2 separate regions of the Homo sapiens genome follow, and region 2 is linked to region 1. A link is a loop called in an ENCODE intact Hi-C map of the cell type or tissue named here. Cell type or tissue: psoas muscle. All regions are shown on one strand. Links, peaks and the distances in the headings refer to the core of each region. The heading gives the core; the rest is flanking DNA.

Evidence for each region. A loop is a pair of places that touch in the nucleus more often than their neighbours do. Peaks named below come from ENCODE experiments on the same cell type or tissue, not always from the same donor. Only the 100,000 strongest peaks of a DNase experiment are listed, where the experiment ranks them.
Region 2: a loop joins it to region 1, with 2.2 times the contacts of the local background. A loop is called at or near these places in 1 of 110 quality-filtered maps.

Annotation. Positions count from the first base shown.
Region 1 is chr6:21,349,936-21,358,272 of GRCh38, forward strand. No RefSeq gene overlaps it. Among named protein-coding and RNA genes, the nearest start is that of LINC00581, 160 kb to the right of the region's middle. In psoas muscle, for the core only: no CTCF peak of the experiment used is centred there; no DNase peak of the experiment used is centred there; H3K27ac peaks cover 3,656 bases.
Region 2 is chr6:21,431,052-21,439,388 of GRCh38, forward strand. No RefSeq gene overlaps it. Among named protein-coding and RNA genes, the nearest start is that of LINC00581, 77 kb to the right of the region's middle. In psoas muscle, for the core only: no CTCF peak of the experiment used is centred there; no DNase peak of the experiment used is centred there; H3K27ac peaks cover 1,606 bases.

The DNA of each region.
Region 1 (8,337 bases), core at 93-8,092:
GTAGCTAGGGCTACAGGTATGCACCACCATGCCCAGTTATTTAAAAACAAATTTTTTGTTAGAGATGGGGATCTTGCTATGTTGCCCAGGCTGGTCTTGAACTCCTGGCCTTAAACAGTCCCCCAGGCTTGGCCTCCCAAAGCACTGGGATTATAGGTGTGAACGACTGTGCCCAGCCAACTCAGCTATTTTCTATCATCTACCACGTTTTCTTCTCCCAAAAAAGCCCTCCCATGTGCCTTCTATGCTTTCAAATCCTTAGCCACTTACCTAAGTCCATTGACAAAGACTCAGAACAGAGACTTGTCGTATGGGCAAATCCAGAGACCAGACTAGGTAAGTGTGGCGGCTGGCCCAATCTGTGGACTTGAGGGCCTTCTGGCTCCTGGATCTTCCTTTCCATACAGAGACAGGCCCCAAAGGGGACAGGAGGGGTGCTGCCCCAGAGGGCAGATCCTGGCAAGTGTGCGTGATGAGGATAAAACCACCTTGGCTTAGTTCTAGGGCCTTACGTGCTCACCAGGGACAGACTGTGAGGTACACAAATGTTAGTTTTAATCTCTCCTGTGAAGTGGTTATTATGTGACCTGATCAGAAACACCCTCTACTCCAACCCTAGATGGTTGGTTTGCATTCACAGTCCTTTGGTCCACAGTCCAGAGGGAGCTCCTTCAAGGCATCGTCTCCTGGCTGTCTCTATCAGCAGTACAGGCTTTGTGCTTTAGCATAAAAGGTGTTAAAAAATACTTTTTTTGTTGAGATGAATGGTGTTCAAGATGTTTGGGCTGGCTAGCAGTAGTCTACAGGCACCTCTGCCCTAGCACAAGCAGGCTGTAGGAATGCAGTGATCCTAGTAGCTTACACTCTTCAGAATCTCATTTGGTTTGGCCCTGATTCTGTTACCTGAAACCCACAGGAAAGTAAACTGAATCCTGCTGCTAGGATTTGGGAATATATGCCTTAAGTGAGTCTTTTCCAGAAATCTCTTGTTGGGCTGCTTAAAAGGGCAGAGACCTAGGACTTTATTCACCTTCCAGACAACCTGATGTGACTGTGCGTGTGCCTGTTTACTAATAAATATTTGCAGAATCAGTCCACGATTTGCTTTCATTGTAACATATCCCTAGTGACGAGTGTGTGTGCCCATGTGTACGCATGCACATACGTGTGTATGTGTGAGTAAGAGGTGATTATGCACATTTCTTCTCAACTCTGTGCTCAGTGACATCATGAGTTAGCTTGAAATAGACAAATGCTACAAATCAGGGCTTTTTCTTTTTTTTCCCCCTGGGAAACTGGTCATTAAACATTTATCTGTGCACTGCTGCCTCAAGCCTCTGGAGACTAATTGTGAGTGGACAAATTGTTTTAGGACAGTTTGTAGCATCATTAAAATAAATCAACCTGCTTGTCCCTACCTTTAGTCCATAAGGAGGTTAAAAACAGTTTTCAATTTGTCTTATAAGAACCCTAGGGTTTTTCAATATATATGTATTAATATTTGCAAACAAGATTTAAAAATGATAAAAGGAGGCCGGGCGCGGTGGCTCATGCCTGTAATCCCAGCACTTTGGGAGGCTGAGGTGGACAGATCACCTGAGGCCAGGAGTTTGAGGCCAGCCCGACCAACAAGGTGAAACCCTGTCTCTACCAAAAAATACGAAAATCAGCCAGGCATGGTGGTGTACGCCTGTAGTACTAGCTACTAGGGAGGCTGAGGTGGGAGAATCTCTTGAACCGGGGAGGCAGAGGTTGCAGTGAGCCAAGATTCCATCTTTGCACTCCAGGCTGGGCAACTGAGTGAGACACTATCTCAAAAAAAAAAAAAAAAAAAAAAAGATAAAAGCACCACACACCTATTACAGACTACTTAGATATTAGAAAGAAGTGAAAATGCCGAAATATATCACCCTTAGTTCTACCAGCCAAAGATAATAATTTTTAAAATCGCATTTTACAAAGTTAAGTTGTGTGACCAAGCTTTATTTTTAAGAAAGCAAAACTAAGGAAGCACTCTCCTTAATTGTGTTGAAATGAGTTTTATTCATTGTGGAAAGCCAAGTGGAAAGAATAATTTTCAGTCTTTTGATCACTTAAGTTAGCCATGATTCCAAAAAGAAAACCTGCTTTTCCACAAACTTACAACAAGTGCCAGTTGCCTCCTTCTTGTCTTGGATTTCGATGTCCCCAGAAGCTATATTTTCTGTCTTCAGCGTGTTAGCAAGAGTGTCAGGGGTTATGAAGTAATAAGCTGAACTGTTCCCCAAATTCTCACAGTTTACTACCCATGAGCTTCCTGAGAAAGTCAACTAAAGTGAGTTCAGTCTTTGGAGTCATTTAAACACAAAGGGCTCTTCCAACTGCACAGTGAGAAACTCAACAATAGCTGTTGTCTTCAAGTGTCCACAGAGCTCAGCTGTCAAGGACTGGTTGGTTAAGAAACACATCTCAGGGCACATTAACTGGAGTGTGTTTGCTTTGGAACTAAGACTATTTTAGAAATAAATTGAGGATCCAGATGTAATGAAAGAAGCAGGGACAAGACTCTCTTTTTTTGTGAACAGCACTTGTAACTTGTTACCCTGCATTTCGATGCTATCACAATGCAGTTTGAGTTGAACGGCCTGCATCTGGTATTGCTTAAGTAATATCAGTGTTTCCCACTGGCTAGCCTTGTAGGGCAAGACAATCCCTCTCCTGAAAGTTCACCCACATAATGTCAAGAAAACAGCCCCTAATGATTTATTTAAAGTCATGTCGGCCAGGCACGGTGGCTCACGCCTGTAATTTCAGCACTTTGGGAGGCTGAGGCTAGTGGATCACAAGGTCAAGAGATCGAGACCATCCTGGCCAACATGGTGAAACCCCGTCTCTACTAAAAATACAAAAATTAGCCAGGCATGGTGACATGTGCCTGTAGTCCCAGCTACTTGGGAGGCTGAGGCAGGAGAATCGCTTGAACCTGGGAGGCGAAGGTTGCAGTGAGCCAAGATTGTGCCACTGCACTCCAGCCTGGCAACAGAGCGAGACTCCATCTCAAAATAAATAAATTAAAAAAAATAATGAAGTCAAGTCAGCAGAGGATTTTGTATATTCCAGAACTTCGGGATAAATGCATCACAGTGGCTATGCAGAATATTGAAGGCTGTCAGAATTACAACGAATTTGTAATTGAGGCCTTTACCTTCGTGTTGTATGTCTTCTGATGGGGGAAGGAAGGCGAGCATCAATTCATAAGCTATGGCAGAGCCCACATCACAGATGTCACAGAACACTTTGCTAAAAATGCTTCCATTCACCAAGAGAGAATTCTCATGTAAACCATGGACTTTCGGTGATGATGATGTGTCAGTGTAGGCTCATCAATTGCAATGAATGTACCAGTTTAGTGGGATGTTGATAATGACAGAGTCTGTGCATGAATGGGGGTAGGCACAGAGGGTCTATGGGAAGTCTCTGTACCTTCCGCTCAATTTTAACTTTGAACTTTAAACTGCTCTAAAACATAAAGTCTATTTTTTTTTTTTTAGATGGAGTCTCGCTCTGTCACTCAGGCTGGAATGCAGTGGTGTGATCTCGGCTCACTGCAACTTCCGCCTCCTGGGTTCAAGTCTGTCTCAGCCTCCCAAGTAGCTGGGACTACAGGCGCCCACCACCATGCCTGGCTAATTTTTTGTATTTTTAGTAGAGACCGGGTTTCACTGTGTTAGCCAGGATGGTCTCGATCTCCTGACCTCGTGATCTGCCCATCTCGGCCTCCCAAAGTGTTGGGATTACAGGCGTGAGTCACAGCACTTAGCCATAAAGTCTATTTAAAAAAACACAATCGTTTTTATTTTTTGGAGAAACCATTCCCAGGGTGAGAAGAGTCAACTGCCAGAGCTGTGGCACTTTGGGCCCATACCATGCAAGCAGAGCCTGAGTGTGTGTTTGGGTCTGCTCTGGACATTGAGTCATTAAAGAGTGGAGTTTTTTTTAAAGATCAGAAAGAAAAAATAAAGAGAGAAACTCATCTGAAAGGGGTTTTTTTCTTTTCTTTTCTCTCTCTTTTTTTTTTTTTTTTTTTTGACAGAGTCTTGCTCTGTCACCTGGGCTGGAGTGCAGTGGCACAATCTTGGCTCACTGCAACCTCAACCTCCCGGGTTCAAGTGATTCTCCTGCCTCAGCCTCCCAAATAGCTGGGATTACAGGTGCCCGCCACCACACCTGGCTAATTTTTTTTTTTTTTTTTTTTTTTTTTTTTTTTTTTTTTGTATTTTTAGTAGAGACAGGCTTTTGCCATGTTGGCCACGCTGTTCTTGAACTCCTGACCTCAGGTGATCCGCCCACCTTGGCCTTTCAAAATGCTGGGATTACAGGCATGAGCCACCGCACCCGGCCTGAAAGTCTTTGTTTTCATTAAGCATGGGAACCATTGATTTGTGAAGGTTTCCAGTTAAAAGTGACATGAGAGAAATGATGCATTTTCGTGATGGTTCCTTTGAGATCATTATTTTCTGAAGATTTAATTCATTATTTTCAATGTGGTACATACGGGTGGGGATAAAAAGGAGAAAGGAATATAGTTGAAGGCTGTGTGATCTGCCATGTGCCATGTGATCCTCCCTGCAAAACCACAAATCTCCAGTAAAATCTGTAAAGAAAAAAAAAATGGTCAGATGTCTGCCTCAAGTAGATTTATTAAAGGAATTGGAGAAGGGGCTAAGTTTTGTCTTCTGGGTGTCTCTGGGTATAACAGGGACGACCCCTGAGGGTTTATAAGAGTGAAGGCAAAAGAGAGCATGAAAGAGAATATGACTGCCGGAGGGAAAATAATTCTATTCATGCTGGCTTTCTTAACTGCAATGGTCAATTTTAGAAATATTGTTACAACCAGGAGGATCCCTCTGCTAGACACATTATACCTCTGACCTAGAAATGGCTGACATCAACACTAAAAATAGATGGGGGTTTCTTAAACAGGTTTAGTAATAGAATTTGGTTATCACAGAGCTTCAACTACCAGACCAGTTTAATCCAAAGTGAGGCCCAGAAAGTGGAACAGTGACAAGCAGGATCGCTCCAGTCATGTGGGAAAGTACAATGTATTCATCCTAGGAGATTATGACAGAAACAGAGAGATCACCTGGGGACTGACTGTGTTTACTGTGAGAAAATAGATGGAGCCCTGCAGGGAGGAAGTCATGGGATCTGCTCGGGACTTTGAACTTGGCCAGAAAATCCTGTTTTCTCTTGGCGACTGACTTCTCCACACACTACTTTTCAACATATTCATAATCACACAAGGAAGAAGGCAAGACTCTAGTACTTTTGGGTGCTCAAAGACACTTTTGGGAGAAACATATATATTAACTTCCTCTTGTGGTAGAGAGAAAGATATGGAACAGATCTGAAGACCATCTTTATGTTGGATCCATGGAAACTGGGGGGATAATGGGGTTCTGTGCTAGACCCCCGCTGACTTCAGTAGGGATGGCATCATGTTCAAGAAGCTGAGGAAGAGACCCAGAGCCAGCAAAAGAGACATGGGGTTTATTGAGGGGACTTACATGGAGGGCTGTCCAGTGGCGGTGGGCTGGACAGGAGAGCCTCAGCCTCTTGTAAAAAACATGCAGTTTGTATAGTATTTTCACTTAGCACCCTCCACCTGGCAACCTTCATTTAACCCAAAACAAAGGGGCCTCAATCCCCTGTATGGCCCATATTCCACAGGATGGGAAAGGGGTTCAGACGTTCCTCATAGATAGGGAATAAATTTGTGGGTTGGCCACTCCCAGATTGATTCCTTAGCTCAGAATTCTGAATACACATTCTTCTTAGACCACAGGGTCACTCTCAAGTTATGCCTAAATTACATTATTGCTGTCAGGCCGCTTGAGGGTATGCTACATCCCAGCATACCCCGGAGTGGCCCTCACATTCTTATCACACCATTCTTCCACAAGTTCCCTGGGGCCAGGTATGCAGAGGATCATTGCAGCCAGACACTGCGGCAGCAATACAAACTATAACAACAACAAAGAATAATGAATATAATAGCAATCATACCATATAGAAAGTTTTTCCAAGCACTTGAGAGTTGATTGAACCACATAGTTATAGGATTGGATGACAGGGATTCTATAGTGGAAATATCAGTATTTAGGACCTGTATAGTATGGGTTACATTGTGAGAGTCATTAGGGATATATATAAAAAACATTCATGTTTGTTTTTGAGACAGGGTCCCAGTTTTTTGCCCAGGTTGGAGTGCAGTGGCACAATCTTGGCTCAATGCAGCTTTGACCTCCCAAGCTCAAGCGATCCTCTCACCTCAGTCCCCCAGCAGCCGCGACTACAGGCACATGCCACCATGCCCAGCTAATTTTTTGTATTTTTTGTGGAGATGAGGTTTTGCCATGTTGCCAGGCTGGTCATGAACTCCTAAGCTCAAGTGATCCGCCCACCTCAGCCTCCCAAAGTGCTAGGATTGCAGGCATCAGCCACCACACCCGGCCCAATATTCAGTTTTAATTAATGCACAGGTTCTGCCCTGGCAAGCAAGATGTCCAGGGCCATGTGATTTTACAAAGAAGGGTGTGTGACCCACTCCTGGATCTGCACTACCATTGTCTACCTCAGCCCATCGTATACAGTGTACCCCCCAGCGGGGGTAACATTAACTGGCTCCCATACTAGGCAGAAAATACGTCATCTCGTCTTGTTGATGGTGGGAAACTCACTGCGTGAGGTGCTGTTGTTGCTAAAGGGAAATGGGTGATGGTCATTATACCAAGTACAGAAGTGGCTCCAGGGACTCAGGTTAGCTGCTTGGATGTATCGTGGCAGGCCCGCGGTGGTGGAGAGAGGGGCAGCTTTCTGCAGACCCAACAGTCTGTTTTGTTCTGGAGAGAGATCACTATCTGTACCCAGTCCGCAAAGAGGTTTGCTGTGCACCATCTATGGGCAAAAGGTGAGATGTTTAGTGGGTACAAGAAAGGGCAAGTCATGGCCATTTAACAAGACACAGGAAGTTGTGTCATTCTGAGAGAGCGCCACCCCTGACCATGGCCAGGTGCCTGGTTTACGATACCAAATGGATTGCCCCGCTCTGCCACATGTTATGGGAGGTCAGAGTAAGACCTGGGGGTATCATAATGTTCCGTAATGAGAGGATGATCATCCCCTTGCACAAAGGGAGGACCAGGATTCATTATTTTAGAAGTATGAGGAAGAGTAGGGTGTAAAGTGGGTGTGACCTGTATATCCTATTCCAGGCCCTTCCCCCATGGAGCAGAAAAACCAAACCATCAGGGACTGGTTTGCCATTTTCAGGGCCATGTAATGATGTGCTTGCTGGTACATAGGTCCTGTGGCAAGGGCAATAGCAGGTTACCTTGAATCCCAGGTTGGGACAAAAGTGTACTGTCCCTTAGCCTGCCTCCCTGGATCCTGACGGGGGGATCAGGTCCTTGCATCAGAACAGTGTACAGCCTGGAGTGACGAGAACGCGCATGCTCATTCAGGGTGTGGATGGCTGCTGGTAAGCAGCATGTCCACAGAACCAGAAAGTGCACCTCCTGCCAGAGTTGTCACTTCAACAGTCCATTCATCTGTTCAATCAGCCGTGTTGCTGTAGGGCTATCTGCAAGTGGAAATGCCGGTGGCTATCCAGGGCCTCCACCCATTTCTGTACTGTATGTCTGATAATTACAAGCCCTGATCGCTGTCGATATTGGTGGGGACACTGCAGGCTGCACTGTATGTCTGGTAATTACAAGCCCTGATCACTGTCAATATTAGTGGGGACACTGTAGGCTGCACACAGCTGCTCTAGTCCTTTCATGGTGGTTTTTCCGGGTAGCATGCTTGCTGGGATATGCCTGCAGCTGCCCCGTGCAGGTGTCTGCACAGTCAAGGCATAGTGGCAGCCATCAGAAGCAAAGGCCCTATGTAGTCACCTGCCACTGTTGCACTGGGCTCCAGCCCCTGACCATCTTTTAGGTATCAGGCAGCCAGGGCCTGGGGCGTTCAGGCCAGGTAGGACATTGCTGACAGACATGTACTATATCTTTATATCATAGTGGCAGGCCCCAGTTCTTCACTATGGCTCAAAGAGTACATTGTCCCCGATATCTTGTTTTCTCAGGTAGCCACGGGGACTTCCTCAAGGAGACAAATGCAGGCGAGCCCATCCACCCGTGGGTTTCTAGGTGGTGTAGGTGGAGTGTGGGCATCCACGTGGTAGGCCGCTATGTGCATCCCCGGATGCAATGGAGAATGTCCTTCCACATGTCAGCACCCCAGAGGGGGTAACCCACTACTGTCCACATCCTGGGCTTCCCACTGTAGTAGCCA
Region 2 (8,337 bases), core at 104-8,103, 81 kb after region 1:
AATTAAAAATATCTGTATCTATATCTATATGTATATTTCCAATCCTTCTCAAAGTCCCCCTAAGATGACAGTCAGTGGTATAGTTTGGATATTTGTCCCCCCGAATCTCATGTTAAAATGCAATCCCCAATTCTGGAGGTGAGGCAGGCAGATCACTTGAAGTTAGGAGTTCGAGACCAGGTTGGCCAACATGGTGAAACCCCGTCTCTACTAAAAATACAAAAATTAACATGATCCAGTTGGGTCATGGGGGTGGATCCCTCATGGCTGGGTGCTGTCCTTACAATACTGAGTGAGTTCTTGTGAGATCTGGTGGTTTATAAGTGTGTGGCACCTCCCCCTACTCTCTTTGTTGCTCCTGCTCTTCCGGTGCGATATACAGCTCCCCTTTGCTTTCCATCAGGATTGTAAGTTTCCTGAGGCCTTCCCAGAAGCCGAGTAGATGCCAGCACCATACTTCCTATAAAACCTGCAGAACCATGAGCCAATCAAACCTCTTTTCTTTATAAATTACCCAGTCTCAGGTATATCTTTATACCAATGCAAGAACAGCCTAACACAATTAGAGTTAGGCTAACTCTAACACAAAATACACTCAACTGGGACTCTAGGAAAAAAAGAGGAAATACCAGTATTTCAAAAGCTACCTTGCAGCAGGACGGGCAATAACTGACTTGCTAGACAGGAGAAGTAAAGCCAAACATCAGCTTGAACGGAGCCATAGAACCCTGGAGAGTGTCAGCAATAGAGGCACCAGCTGCCTCCGAACCAGTGTGGGCAAGATTGAAAATAGGAAGAGTAGGCTGGGCGTGGTGGCTTAAAATGCCTATAATCCCAGCACTTTGGGAGGCCAAGGCAGCCAGACCACTTGAAGTTAGGAGTTCTTCTTCTGGTGAAACCCCGTCTCTACTAAAAGTACAAAAATTAACTGGGCTTGGTGGCGGGCACCCGTAATCCCAGTTACTTGGGAGGCTGAGGCAGGAGAATCACTTAAACCTAGGAGGTAGAGGTTGCAATGAGCCGAGATAGCACCACTGCACTTCAGCCTGGGTGACAGAGTGAGACTCCACCTCAAAAGAAGAAAAGAGGAGGGGAGACGAAGGGAGGGGAGGGGAGGGGAGGTTAAGAGTCTATTGACCTTTATATTCTCTATGGTATCCTGCATTGCCAGCTACTATCCCCCCTTCTGCAGTTACCACGGGACTGGAGGTTTATTCTCAAAAGAGGTTGATTGAGAACGTTCTGGACTGGGGAATACTGGGCGCAGCTGAGGGCACTGGTGTCAACTGGAAACTAGAGAGACTGGGGGGGGGGGCACCTCCAAACCAAATAGTGGCATCACCAGCACCAACTTCCTCTTGTCCCTAGGATGCTGGCAGCCAGGCTTGCAGAGGAATTGGCAGGGGAAGAGGGGAAGAGGGAATTCTTCTTTGAGTAAACTGATCAGCTGAAGAGAAAGTATCTGTAGATACCGTGGTAAACAATAATGTTCATGTTCTAATCTCTGAAACCAGTGAGTATGTTAGCTTAGATGCAAAGGGGAATTAAGGTGGCAGATGGATTAAAGTTGTTAACTAGCTGCTCTTGACATAGGGAGAGTATTTTAGGTTATCTGAGAGGCTCAGTGTAATCACAAAGCTTCTTTTTCTTTTTTTTTTTTTTTTTTGAGACGGAGTCTTGCTCTTGTCGCCCAAGCTGGAGTGTAATGGTATGATCTCGGCTCACTGCAACCTCTGCCTCCTGGGTTCAAGCGTTTCTCCTGCCTCAGCCTCCCAAGTACCTGGGATTACAGGCGCCCACCACCATGCCTGGCTAATTTTTGTACTTTTAGTAGAGATGCGGTTTCATCATGTTGGCCAGGCAGGTCTCAAACTCCTGACCTCAGGTGATCCACCCGCTTCAGGCTCCCAAAGTGCTGGAATTACAGGCATGAGTCGCCATGCCCGGCCCACAAAGTTTCTTAAAAATGGAAGACAGAGGCCTGGTGCAGTGGCTGACACCTGTAATCCTAGCACTTTGGGAGGCCGAGGCAGGCAGATGACGAGGTCAGGAGTTCGAGACCAGCCTGGCCAACATGGTGAAACCCTGTCTCTACTAAAAATACAAAAAATTAGCCAGGCATGGTGGCGGGCGCCTGTAATCCCAGCTACTCAGGAGGCTGAAGCAGAAGAATCACTTGAACCTGGGAGGCAAAGCTTGCAGTGAGCCGAGATCACGCCGTTGCACTCTAGCCTGGGTGACAGTGCGAGACTCCGTCTCAAAATAAAAAAAAATGGAAGAGAGAAGCAGGAGAGACAGGCAGTGTCATGTGATGTGAGAAAGTCTTGGCCTTTTGTTGCTGGCTTTGAAGATGAAGGTAGATGGTCAAAAGTCAAGGAATAGGCTGGGCATGGTGGCTCATCCTTGTAATCCCAGCACTTTGGGAGGCCAAAGTGTGCGGATCACTTGAGGTCAGGAGTTTGAGACCAGCCTGGCCAACATGATGAAACCCTTTCTTTATTAAAAATACAAAAATTAGCCGGGCCTGATGGCATGTGCCTGTAATGCCAGCTACTCGGGAGACTGAGGCAGGAGAATTGCTTGAACCCGGGAGGTGGAGGTTGCGGTGAGCCGAGATTGCGCCACTGCACTCCAGCCTGGGCAACAAGAGTGAAACTCTGTCTCAAAAAAAAAAAAAAAAAAAAGTCAAGTCAAGGAGTATAGGTGGCTTCTTCAGGCTGGAAGAAGAAAGAAAATGGATTATTCCCTGGAGGCTCCAGAAAGGAATGCAGCCCAGTCAACATCCTAATTTTAGCCCAGCAAGTCTATATCAGACTTCTGATCTCCACGACAGTTGGATAATAAGCTTGTGTTTTAAGCCACCAGGTTTGTGGTGATTTGTTACTGCTGCAAAGGAAAATTAATGCAGACACTGGGAGGGACCCGACAAAATACTCAATCACCCTGCAACGAATCTCAGCACTTGCAAATCCCACTTTTATACTCTGGACTACCATAGCTTTTTGGGACAGGCATTCAAAATGGACAGCCAAGGAGCAACAGATATTTGAGGGAAATCTCTAATACAAAAGGTAAAATCCAAAATCAATAACCATATCAGAGAGAAGAAACCATACAGGGAGCAGGGAAAAAAATGTAAAAAACAACAACAACAACCCACAAAAACCCCTCAGGGAGGCCATGTGCGGTGGCTCACGCCTGTAATGCCAGCACTTTGGAGGCTGAGGCAGGTGGATCACTTGAGGTCAGGAGTTCGAGACCAGCCTGGCCGACATGGTGAAACCCTGTCTCTACTAAAAATACAAAAATTAGCCGGGTGTGGTGGTACACGCCTGTAATCCCAGCTACTTGGTAGGCTGAGGCAGGAGAATCGCTTGAACATGGGAGGGGACGTTACAGTGAGCAGAGATGGCGCCACTGCACTCCAGCCTGGGCAACAGAGTGAGACCCCACCTCAAAAAAAACAAAAAAACAAGAAGCATAAACAAACACAAAACCCCAAACAAACTAAAAAAAAAAAACAAAACCCTTTACAGAGATAAAAGGTATTGCATCTGTTAAGCAAGAACAGATTGCTCTTAAAAAGAAATATTCAGAAGACTTAAAGAGCTCTTGGCCAGGCGTGGTGGCTCACACCTACAATCCCAGCACTTTGGGAAGCTGAGGCGGGCAGATTGCTCAAGTCCAGGAGTTCGAGACCAGCCTGGGCAATATAGCGAGACTCCTGCCTCTACAAAAAATACCAAAAATGTCAGCCAGGTGAGGTTGTAGTCCCAGCTACTCTGGAGGCTGAGGCAGGAGAATCGCCTGAGCCCAGGAAGATCGAGGCTGCAGTGAGTCATGATTGCACCACTGCACTCCAGCCTAGGTGATAGAGTGAGACCCTGTCTCAAAAAAAGAGAGCTTTTATAATTTAAAAATATAATAGAATAAATAAATATTAAATAGAGAGGCAGAAGAAAAAGTTTTAAAAATTCCCCCAAAGCAAAACAAAACAAAATAAATAGTTTTAGAATATGAAAAAAAAGATAATAAAATTAGGGTATTCATAAAGGATATTTAATAGAAGTCCCATTTTGAGACCAGCCTGTCTAACATAGTGAAACCCTGTCTCTACCAAAAATACAAAGTCAGGCCCAGTGGCTCACACCTGTAATCCTAGTATTTTGGGAAGTTGAGGTGGGCAGATCACTTGAGGTCAGGAGTTTTGAGACCAGCCTGGCCAACATGGTGAAACCCCGTCTCTACTAATAATACAAAAATTAGCCAGGCGTGGTGGCAGGTGCCTGTAATCCCAACTACTCAGGAAGCTGAAGCAGAAGAATCGCTTGAGCCCAGGAGATGGAGGTTGCAGTGAGCTGAGATCGCACCACTGCACTCCAGCCTGGTCGACAGAGTGAGACTCTATCTAAAGAAAACAGAAAAAAGGAGTCCCGGAATAAAGTAGAAAAATTATCAGATTGAGTCAATGTCCCTACAATGTGAATGAATACAAAACCCCTATTGAGACACACCAGCCAGCGTCTTTTTTTGTTTTTTTGTTTTTTTGTGAGACGGAGTCTCGCTCTGTCTCCCGGGATGGAGTGCAGTGGCGCGATCTCGGCTCACTGCAAGCTCCGCCTCCCGCGTTCCCGCCATTCTCCTGCCTCAGCCTCCCGAGTAGCTGGGACTACAGGCGCCCGCCACCACGCCTGGCTAATTTTTTTGTATTTTTAGTAGAGACGGGGTTTCAGCGTCTTTTTTCAGAAGTCCAATAATAAAGAGATGAAGGATCAGCCCTCAGAGGTCTCAAAAAGAATATTGGAAGGCAGAAGAGCAATGCCTTAAGAACTTTGAAGAAAGTAATTTCCACCGTGGAACCCCCACGCAGGCTGTCAAACAAGTCTGCAAGTGAGATAAGCATTTTCAGACACTCAAGGTCTCAAAAAATTGCCGCCTATGCATCTTTCCCAGGAATCTATTAATGCTAGAAGATTCGCTCCTCCAAGATGAGAAAATTCAGAAAGAAGTTGCTATGAGCCAAGAAACAGGGCATTCTCAGAGTGATTACTATGTAGCAGGCCCGAAGAACACCCTGTCTGGATTAGGGACAGAGGGCCCCAGAATGCACTTCTGTATCCAGGGGGGTGATGGTGCAAAGAAACTGATAATTCATTTGTTGTCCTTGTTCTTAGCAAATGAATACTTACTGCAGAGTGTGGAGCTGAATTAGTGGTAAATACATAACAAAAACTAAGCAAACAACTCGAAACAAGACAACTATTTGCTCTGAGGATCGCAGCAGAAATCCCTATATAAGAAAAAAAAATCCTAGTTCACTTATGAGGCTTAGTTATAAATAAAGCCCTATCCTTTTAATAGGGTAAGTAGGAAATATTGATTTAACTCAAATCGGTGATATCTGATTTTGTAGCTATATAAAGAGAATGGCGGTTATGGGATATGCAGATGAGTGTATCTATTATTTGTGTGATGTGGTAGTTTGCAAAAATGGCCACAATTCTTCTCTTCTCCCTGTATTGTTTGCAGTGTGACTTTATAGAATCTCCTCCCAAGAGGCAGAGTCTGTTTCTCCTCCTGTCAAATGGGACTGGCCTTGGGAGTGAATGTAGTGGATGTACCAGGAAGCCAGTTTGGAGCTTGGCCTTCAAGCAGCTTTCCATACTTCCTCTCAGACTGTTGCAGACCCACCATCCTCTATGTGAACAAGCTGGCCTGGCCTGCAAGAGGATAAAAGAGCACGAGGAGTGTGGGAGAGCCATCCCAGCTGAGGCCACTTAAGTCAGCCAGCCCCAGCCAACCCAGTAAGGGACCACAGCTGCACAAATGAGCTTAGCCAAGACTAGAAGGATGGGCCAGCTCAGCCAAGTTAAAATTGCTGATCCACAGAGTTTTGAGTAAATAAATGGTTGCTTTCAGCCAGTAAATTTTGGGGTGGTTTGTTACACAGCAAAAACTAATTGATGCTGTGTGCATATGTGTGTGTGTGTGTAGAAAAGGTGATAATGCAATAAAGCCAAGTTTTTGTGTTTTGCAATGGAAAATCAATACTTTTTTTTTTTTTTTTTGAGACAGAGTGTCATTCTGTTGCCCAGGCTGAATGCAATGGCGCCATCTTAGCTCACTGCAACCTCCGCCTCCCGGGTTCAAGCAATTCTCCTGCCTCAGCCTCCCGAGTAGCTAGGATTACAGGCACACGGCTAATTTGTGTATTTTTAGTAGAGACAGAGTTTCACCATGTTGGTCAGGCTGGTCTCAAACTCCTGACATCAGGTGATCCACCCGCCTTGGCCTCCCAAAGTGGTGGAATTACAGTCGTGAGCCACCACGCCCGGCCTAATGTATCTATTTATATCTAAAAAATGATGCCACACAGTAGTCGCATGTTAGTTAGACACATGGAAACAAAAACAGTGATGAGATTTTTAAGTGGATAATCCAAGGAGTAGAAACGAAGGGTCAGGAGGGATTGCAGCGGTGGGCTGTAATTTTTCATTATAGGGCTTGTAGAATTGTTTGATTTTTAAAAATTATGTACACATTTCATTTTGATAAAATAGCAAATTAAGTGGAAACCAAAAAAATAAATAAATGAACTTTCAAGTGACTGGTAGGCAGCTGGTGCACAGCATCTGCCACCACCAGCAATAGTCATGTGTTCGACACATGCCCTGGTGGCAAGAGGAATTTCCAGCTGAGACATTGCCATAACCAACTCAGTTTTCCCTTTTGATTAGTATTCATCCTTCATGCCTGCATGCTTGTGGTTAGCACACAAACTGAAAAAAAAAGTGCATGGAAAAGTTGGATCCAGAGTCTCAGACACTGCAGGTGTTCTCCGAGTTGTTAGTCTCCATTCTAATACAGTCCAATAAGGACCACAAACATCAAACATAATGGAGAACTGCCTGCAACCAAAGCCAGGGCATGGAAAAATTGCTCATTAAAAATTATTCTGCGGTTACAGTTTTGAACTGGCATGGATAAAAAGTGGAGCAGAGGCCGGGTGCAGTGGCTCATGCCTGTAATCCCAGCACTTTGGGAGGCCGAGGCAGGCGGATCACAAGGTCAAGAGATCGAGACCACCCTGGCCCACATGCTGAAACCCCATCTCTACAAAAAATATAAAAATTAGCTGGGCGTGGTGGTGCGCCTGTAATCCCAGCTACTCAGGAGGCTGAGGCAGGAGAATCGCTTGAACCCGGGAGGCAGAGGTTGCAGTGAGACAAGATCGCGCCACTGCACTCCAGCCTGGTGACAAAGTGAGACTCTGTCTCAAAAAAAAAAGTGGAGCAGATGGTCATATTCAACATGGTGAAAGGCTCTGTGAAAGCAAAACAGAAACCATACACCCGCAATGGCCACCAAAACGGCTGCTGACATACGATCACTCTTTTCTTGATGCTGCTCTCTGTGCTTTAAATGTATTTTCTCTTTGAAATGATCACTTTCAAGTGTGTTTATTAAATTCTGTCTCCCATGTTAGGTTGACAGGAAGTATGTAGTATTTGGGAAAAGGCACAGGAGGCAAAAATAAGATACTAGATATCAAGGGATGTGTTGGATTACTCAGGACAGGCTAGGATATGCCACAATAAAGAAAAACCCCAAACCTCTGTGACTTAACGTTTCCCACCGCATATGCAAAGTGGGTCTGCAGAGGGCCTCTGATGATCTAAGTACCTCAAAGTTCTAGAGTGGTGCATATTGCCATGATCAGTTCCTCTCAAAGCTGACTCAAAGCGATGTGTCTCACTTCTGCTCATATTTCATTAGTCAAAGCCATTCATGTGGTCATGTCTAAATTTAAAAAGGTGAAAGAAGGCAATGTTATCCAGAAAGAGAGCTGGAATACTTGTGAACTCTTCCAACTCAATCCAGTATTCCCTCTGCTCTAAAACATAGCTATATAGCACATAGAATATAAATTAGTTACGTTTATTTTTATCCAAAGTATACTTTTCCTAGATATGTCTTACTCCAGAAAATTATTATCCTTTAAAGGCAGATGATGAATCTGGCTAGAGGAGGAGGGCCTGGAAGGTTATATGAGGTACTAACGTTATGTAAAGTGATGTGGTTTCCTTTTTCTCTTCCTGTGGTTGAATGATGTAGCACACTATTTGCAGACCAATCCTGGTCTTCCTTAAGTGGTTTCTATAACAAGATAATTTTCTTTCACCAATCACTAACCAATTTATTTTCACTTCCAAGTGGAGCCTTATTTGTGCCTCAATTTTAGAGATTGTGAGTTTAAAAGAACACCACCTTCTGCCTGTTTAAGAAATAACCCAAGGTGCCCTGGAAATAAAAATGCAAATGCACGAATGGGAAAGC